2 separate regions of the Mus musculus genome follow, and region 1 is linked to region 2. Evidence: chromatin contacts called from ENCODE Hi-C or POLR2A ChIA-PET data. All regions are on one chromosome and are shown on one strand. Each heading gives the region's core, a stretch centred on a gene start or an enhancer-like site at or near the end of the contact. The rest is flanking DNA. Distances are from core to core; before and after follow the strand shown. Region 1 holds the start of 0610039H22Rik (RIKEN cDNA 0610039H22 gene). Region 2 has its middle 5.5 kb from the start of Ccdc182.

Region 1 (3,735 bases), core at 1,170-3,669, 330 kb after region 2:
GAAGGAAGGAAGGAAGGAAGGAAGGAAGGAAGGAAGGAAGGAAGGAAGGAAGGAAGGAAGGAAGGAAGGGAAGAAAGAAAATGGTGAATGATATGCAGAAAGGTTCATGATACAGTTATGAAAACAAACCAGCAAATGACGTGTGACCAAGCATGAATGCATGTACAGATACACATATATCCATTTCTTTTTTTTGTCTTGACAAAAAGAAAGAAAATGCATAAAAGCCTTAAGAATGGTCGTGTAGAAATGGTAAATGGAGGGACTAAGGGCATTTTACTTTTAATACTGATGGCTTCTCAAAGTTTCCCACATGTTTCTGTAATTGGGAAGAGGGCAGGAGCAGTAGTCAATGTTCTAAGTAAACAAGCCGTAGGAGGCTCTCTGCTCTGTAAATGTCGAGACTGGATTCGAGCATGTTCTCCCCCTCGTCGATGGAACTTGTAATGTGACCCCATCCGCCGTAGGAATGAAGCAGACATTACGCACTTAGCGCATTTGTAGGCACGAGTGGTGCGTTAAGCTGTTTTTTAATTAATTAATTTGAGTCATGAGCATTTGAAAGTGACTATTTTATGGAGCTGAAATTTACATTTATCTCCCATTTTAAAGCCCATTTAGCAAATTAAGAAAGGAAACGGCAACACTCGGGGAAGTTACCGAGCCTACCCGCGTGCATCGTGTGAGAGCAGCTCCGTTGTGGCGCACTCGAACAGGGCTGTTCTGCAAGACCTCTAGAAAATAGCAAGCGCTGTACAAAAGCCTCTGTGAAATACTGTTTTCATCAACAGCCTGGCTGCCTGTGTCTCCATTGTGAGACATCACTGAGGCCCAGACAGCTCAGTGATCAAGAGCTCTGCCAGAGGTCCCAAGTTCAACTCCCAGCAACCACATGGTAGCTCACAACCATCTTTAATGGGATCCGATGTCCTCTTCTGATGTGTCTAAAGACAGCTACAGTGTACTCATATACATAAATAAATCTTTAAAACAAAAACCTGTGTTAAAACCCCTCATAAGCATGGAGAGGGTACTCAACCATCACCCAGTGTTATAGGGGTCTCAAATCAGAGCAGGTGGTCAGGGGAGACTTCTGAGAACCCACGCCTAGACCTTGATCTCAGAAAGAGGAAAAAAAAATACACTAAAGAGCAACCAACACACTAAAGAGCAACCAAGACAGGGGCCGGGGCCAGGGCCAGAGCTGGGGCCAGGATTGGGGGCGGGGGGGGGGGGGTGGTCATCACTGCAAACCGAAAGCATTCATCAGAGCCCTTTCTCCCACTGGAATGCTGGGATACTAAGACCGGTCGTTCTTTCAACAGGAAAGAAAAGCGTAGGCCAACTCTTGCTGGCTCGCTCTGCTCCTTCGGCACAGTTTACTGAAGCGTGTGAGGCTCTGCCTAACATTTAGGATATTTTGATTTAAAATGCAAACAGCAACACTGATAAAGATCGTGGCGCCAAAGCGGGCCCTCGAAGGAAAGGGCACACTAACTCCCCTCCTTCTAACCCTGGATCTCACAGCTACCTAAGCTGACGGCTTGAAATTAACTCATTCAGTTAATAATTCAAAGCCATGGGCTGGACAAGTTTTAACGCCTCAATGTTGGTTTATAATTAACCCAGACCGTGGTGTTCTTAGGTGTTTGATTTTTAATTAGTCTATTGATTAATCAGTCTGGTTAACAATTATTTATTTCTGGGGCCCTTTACTGTCTTCTATTCTTGTTAAGGGAGGGTGAGGGTTACCCTGGCTCCTTTCTCCTCTGAACCCCTCCAGATCACAGTCCCATCATTCTCTAGGGACACTGTAGATACAGTATTGAGACCAGAAAGGAAGCCTGCCCAGCCTGACACAAATGAAGGTACCCCCCCTTTTGTTCATCTGTTATCCTTGGTATCAGATTCTGCTCGCAGGAGCACATGAAATGAAGGAACTCACAGAATGGCACCCTACCCAGGCACAGGCTGGGCCCTCTCATCCCTTCCTTCCCAGTTCAGAGCTAATTGACATCTTGTGTGAGCATTGCATCATGTCCCTTTGCAAAGCCAGAAGCAACTGAGAAGGTGCTACACGCCCCTGCCCCCCCCCCATCTCTCGGGGGACTAACCCAAAACAAATTACTCAGTAATGGGAGGGCCCCTCTCTCTGGCAGAGGCCCACATGTCTGTCTGTTCAGCAGTTTCTTGCCTGCTCTATTTGTAGGGGTTGCAGGGGATCAGAGAGGTCACCACCTCTCTCAGGGTTACAGTGCTCTGTAGCACACAGCTGCTCAGAACCCACACTCCTCCCCGTGACAGAGGAGGAAGCACAGTTAACAACAAGGCTGGTGACTGATGCCCGTTGACGTTCTGGGGTGTCCTCCCTCGACGATCACAAAAAATTAACCCAAGACACCAGCACCAACACCAACAGTCCACCAGGGGATCGAAGCAGGTCCTACCTAGGACAAGTTTTCTCAGCATTCAGCACTATGTCACCAAATGACCAGGAGGCAGCCCAAGATGGAAATCCTTGGTAGAGATTTCCTTTGGAAAATTCCACTGTATATCCATGAAAGACCGATCTTAGAATTCTTATGGAAAAAAAAATTATCTTTACAGATCCCATGCAAGGGTGTCATGGATAACCAGGGGTCCTGGACCACAAAGCAACTCCTCTGGAAGATTCATGTATAGGACAACTCTGGGCTGCAGGAGCCCCTAGGACCTGGGTGAGCTGCTTTAACTTCTTCCTCTCTAAACTCAGCTAAAGACCCGGAACCCTACAGAACCCAGTGTGGATGCCCATCATTGGATGATTGCATCTGCTGCTGGCACCAATCACAGAGCTGCCCAGGCCTACAGGGTACCACACAGTTGGCGGAAGTGCAGGGACCCATGTGCCCAGGCCATGCCACAGACAACCGCAACTGCATCCTTCAATGAAGCTCCAGGTAAAAGCAACTGGGCGTGAGAGGGATGGCAATGTGTGTGCAAGGCTTCTCCCTGGTGCCTTTCAGGTTGGGATTTAGCATCTTCGGGCAGCTACCCACAGGTCCCTTTAACAAGCCTCGGGGGGGGGGGGGGGGACTGGGAGCCACACTGTTCCTAGCCTACAGGAATAGCCTCAGGGCAGCAGCAGGAAGGGCTGTTCCCGTTCAGGAAGCTGTGTCCTTTCTGAAGACCTAGAACCCTGGCCAGGATGGGAGCCTCAGAGTCCACTTGAAATACCCTGGGAAAACACCCCTCCCCAAACTACATCTGTACTCCTCCTCCATCCAACACAGCCTTCGAGTAATCCCCACCACCTGCCGGTTTCTCATTTTCTCTCTTGCAACAACTTAAAATTTAAAAGAAAAAAAAATTTAATCACAATTCAGGAAAACACACCCACGCATCTTGCTCACTAAGCGTGAAAGCCACCACTCCCTCGCTCAACTCAGCCCCTGCTCCACTTCAGAGAGTGGAGGAGAGAGAAATGTCATTTGACACCACAAACGCTGCCTCCTTCTCAACCTGGAGGCCCCACCTGCCGGCATGTTTGCAAGGCTAATTCCAATCTCACTATTTGAATACACTTGCAAGCTGGGAAAACAAGCCAATAGTTCAGAGGATCCAAGGCAAACTCCGTCTGACAGCCCTAGCCCCGACGGCTGCCAAGACTGATTGACTGGCTGGTTATATTTAGAGGTGGAGGAGGAGGGGACATCAAACAGTGTAGGGCCTCCCGAACTCAAGAATGCTGTGTTG
Region 2 (4,036 bases), core at 1,354-3,853:
CCCCTTGGGATAGCTGGGAATGGGCAGCCGTGACTGGCTTGTGTGGTACCTCTAACTCTGCAGAAATATGCTTCTAGTCATTCCCCTGCAGGCTGCTGCTCTTCCAGACCCTGAATACTTTCTAGGGCTTTTTCTTTTTCTTTTTCTTTTTCTTTTTCTTTCTTTTTCTTTTTCTTTTTCTTTTTCTTTTTCTTTTTCTTTTTCTTTTTCTTTTTCTTTTTCTTTTTCTTTTTTTCTTTTTCTTTTTTTTTTCTTTTTTTTTTTTTTTTGACAGATCTAGAGCTGGGGCTCAGAATGCAGCTTGCTTCCCCAGCCCTAGATCTCTCAGTGCTCTAGAGGCCATGTGATGGTACATAAAATGCAGCCCAGGTTGAACTCGGGTCAGGGGGCGGTTCAGGATGCTACAGGACCGTTTGACTTTTCAGTACTAACGTGAACACCTTCAACGATGGAAAAACAGATTTAAACAATGTGCAAATGTGGCATTTTCAGATTAAGAAGTTTGTGTGAAATCTTTGATCTAAAATTTTTTTTCCTGATTTTTGCATAAAAAAGTTTGCTCATCTTTGCCTTAAGTGATGCAGACTCTAGCACTCTTGCTCAGCAGACAGCAAAGTCTGAAGCAGTATCCCATTTGGAAAGGTGTAAAGTTCTGGAAAATGAAATGTCTTGAAGAATTTCATCAACTATAGAGGCCCAGATAGGAAGACCGCAAGTTCAAGGATTGCCTGGACTACAGAGTTCAAGACCAGCCCGAGTTTTTCAGTGACATCCTGTCTCAAAATAAAACGCTAGAGAAGGGGAGGAGAGGAGTGTGTCTAGGGAGACAGCTCAGTCAGCTAAGTGCTTGCCTTGCAAGCCTGAGAACTTAGTTCAATCCCCAGGTCTATGTTAAAAAGCTGGGAGACCGAGGCAGGCAGGTTCCTGGAGCTCACTGGTCAGCTAACATAGCCTACTTGGTAGCCCCAGGCCAGTGAGAAACCCTGCAGTTCAAATACAAGGTGGGCAACTTCCAAGGAATGGCAGCAGAGTTCCCCTCTGGCCTCTACAGGAACTTGTGTACATATTTTACATATACCCTTATATCCACAAAAATACCACAGAGACAGAGAGAGAGAGAGAGAGAGAGAGAGAGAGAGAGAGAGAGAGAGGGAGAGGGAGAGGGAGAGGGAGAGGGAGAGGGAGAGGGAGAGGGAGAGGGAGAGGGAGAGGGAGAGGGAGAGGGAGAGATGGTGGGGGACAGGAGAAGAAAAGGGGCTAGTAATCCGGTGAGTGGTATGTGTTAGACAAGACTCCGGGTTGAATCCTCATTGTTAAGGCTGGAGAGATGGCTCAGTGGTTAAGAGCACTTGCTGCTCTTACAGAGGACCAGGGTTCAATTCCCAGCACCAATGTGACAACTAACAACCGTCTGTAACTCCAGTACCAGATCCAACACCCTCTTCTGGCTTCAGTGGGTACCCACAAGGTAGATGCATAGACATACACACAAGTACCCATACACAAAATATAGTAAAGTAAATTAATAAAAAATTTAAAAATCCTTGGTGCTGCATTTAAAAAGTTTATATCATCAGATGTTGGTGGTGCACATTTTTAATCTCAGCTCTCAGGAGGCAGAGGCAGAGGCAGGCAGATCTCTGAGTTCAAGGCTAGCCTGGTCCACAGAATGAGTTCCAGGATAGCCAAGTCTATACACAAAGAAACCCTGTCTCAAAGGGAAAAAAAAGTTTAAATAAATATCAGTTACCACTTTTACAACCGATTTAAGAAAATTAGGACTGAAAGTGAGGGTAGAATATTATAGTTCTCAACACTGGTAGCTGGTGTCACACATATCCAGCATGCTAGCACATGAGGTAGAAGTGTTAGACTTGCTACAACTCTCTTCTGAACAGACCTTCTCGCCCAGGTTAAGTTCTGTTGCTCCAGAGAACGCTGCTTCTCAGACAGACCTCACTGTCTGCAGCCTTCAGGAGGTCCCTCCTGGCAGGCCTATCCTCCCTGGCTGGAGAAGGGCCAGCTCCAAGCTGGGTTGGCCTGCACCTACTTCTGTCAAAGACAGGCTCCCGTGTGTTCAGAGCCAACTCCCACCAGCGTGTTTTACATATTTTAATTAAAGTGCCGCCCTGGGCTGGCAGGGCCTCTGATAGATGGCTGTAATCCGAGGTGCAGGGTTGCAGCGGTGTGAAACACAGCATCCCAGGATGCACTGGCGAATGCCGCCTTGGCTCACACCTCTGGAGGCAGGTCTCTCCTCCCTTCTGAGGAAGCGAGCGGCAGACAGGTGCCAGTCACATCCAGATGCAGCTTGGGCAGGGCTCGGAGACAGGAAATAAGACACTCGAGACATGTGCCATGGGTGCGTCCTGAGTACCAGCTGGCTGGTGAGCTCTGGGCAAGTCCGATTCTCACAGAAACACAGCCCCGTGGACACTCCTTAGCAGTGTCAAATTATGACAAATGGCATGGCTGAAAGTTGCTGGGTGGCAGCTGCCGCGTCTCAGAGGGAAGCAGGTATTTTTAGCACCGTGCCTTGGGGGTTCTGGCACTGGGTTAATTAATCATGGTGAACAGCACCAAGTTTTAGTCTTCATCCTCATGCCCACCCCTACTCCAGTCTTGTTCTCATTGCCTAGCCTGGGATACCAGCTGCAGAGCTGGAAACCGCCCAGAGTCGCAGTAGCCCCTGGTGGCATTTGCTCACAAGGCCTCCCTGATGCTCACAGAGCATCCCTGATGCTGTCCTGTACCCTCTCCCTCAGTGCTGCCTCCTGCTGCCGCTGCTTGCCTCCAGCCACACAGCTAGATCCAGGTTTTCTTTGGTTCTTCCGGTCTGTTCCTGCCCCTAGAACATTGTCTCCAGCTCCCACCCAGCCTTCCCACCTCACCCCAAAACTTCACCTCACAAATCCATCAGATTGCTGAGTCCAAGGGCTTCCTAAACTTTCTTCGCTTTTTTCTTCAGGGAGCCGGTGCCAGCCCGGTGGCCTTATGTGTCAATTGCCCACTTTATTGTTTGAACGCTGAACAGGACCTTCCATGTCTTGTTCTTTCTCTTGAGCACTTATCGCCGAGCTCAGAGAACACAGGGTAAGCAGGCGATGGGCTGTGCCAAGTATATGTATGTGTGGATGGGTAAAGAGGAAGACAGATGGGTGGATAGATGGATGGGAGGGTGAATGGATAGGTGGGTGGAAGGCTGGCTAGGAGTTTATATAGTGACCTCACTTAAGCTAATATCACCATCATGGGAGGCACAGGACCAGGGGATTCTGGAAAAAAAGTGACTAGAATCCACAGCTGTGCCCTCTACTTAGAGATAGGTACTCACAAGCTCTTTGGGAGTCTGACGTATTGTCCTGGATTCCGTTCCTCCCAACACTCGTTTCCTTGGGGACAAGGAGCGTTAGACATCGCCTGAAAGTTGACATAATAGTTCATCTGATGATTAAGCAAGGTCTTCTCTTAAAAATGCACCCACTTGGGCTGGAGAGATGACTCAGCAGTTAAAAGCACTGACTGTTCTTCCAGAGGTCCTGAGTTCAATTCCCAGCAACCACATGGTGGCTCACAACCATCTGCAATGGAATCTGATGTCTTCTTCTGGTGTGTCTGAAGACAGTGATGGTGTACTCATATACATTAAATAAATAAATCTTTAAAAAAACATACCCAGGGCTAGAGAGATGGCTCAGTGGTTAAGAGCACTGACTGCTCTTCCAGAGGTCCTGAGTTCAAATCCCAGCAACCACATGGTGGCTCACAACCATCCGTAATGAGATCTGATGCCCTCTTCTGGGATGCCTGAAGACAGCTACAGTGTGCTTACATATAATAAATAAATAAATAAATAAATAAATAAATAAATAAATAAATAAATCTTAAAAAAAAAACCACCCACTCATTGTGGAAGACACAGCTGGTTGCCTGTCTTTGCTTGGGTATGAATCCCCTGGTGGTTCCAATATCGGGAGGCCTGTGTATCAGGGGAACTGGCTTGAGTGTGGTCCAGGAAGAGAAGTATGGCTGTGAA

What was found. Hi-C counts contacts between places; a loop is a spot of excess contacts on that map. ChIA-PET counts read pairs that join two places held with the same protein, here RNA polymerase II (POLR2A).
Region 1: a loop to region 2 is called in a map of Patski, with 2.4 times the contacts of the local background. The contact joins the promoter of 0610039H22Rik here to the enhancer-like site in region 2. A Hi-C loop is called at or near these places in 1 of 37 maps with a recorded cell type or tissue (Patski). POLR2A ChIA-PET finds 5 or more read pairs at or near these places in 1 of 5 experiments (embryonic stem cell).

Annotation. Positions count from the first base shown.
Region 1 is chr11:88,616,832-88,620,566 of GRCm38, forward strand. 0610039H22Rik (RIKEN cDNA 0610039H22 gene) reads left to right here and starts at 2,420. Exons shown (of 3, transcript NR_131025.1): 1 at 2,420-2,939. The region is part of intron 5 of Msi2 (musashi RNA-binding protein 2); the gene reads right to left.
Region 2 is chr11:88,286,507-88,290,542 of GRCm38, forward strand. No RefSeq gene overlaps it. Among named protein-coding and RNA genes, the nearest start is that of Ccdc182, 5.5 kb to the right of the region's middle. Within about 2 kb of position 2,604, at least 1 of the 3 ENCODE cell types and tissues checked has a DNase peak (open chromatin) inside an H3K27ac peak, as active enhancers do.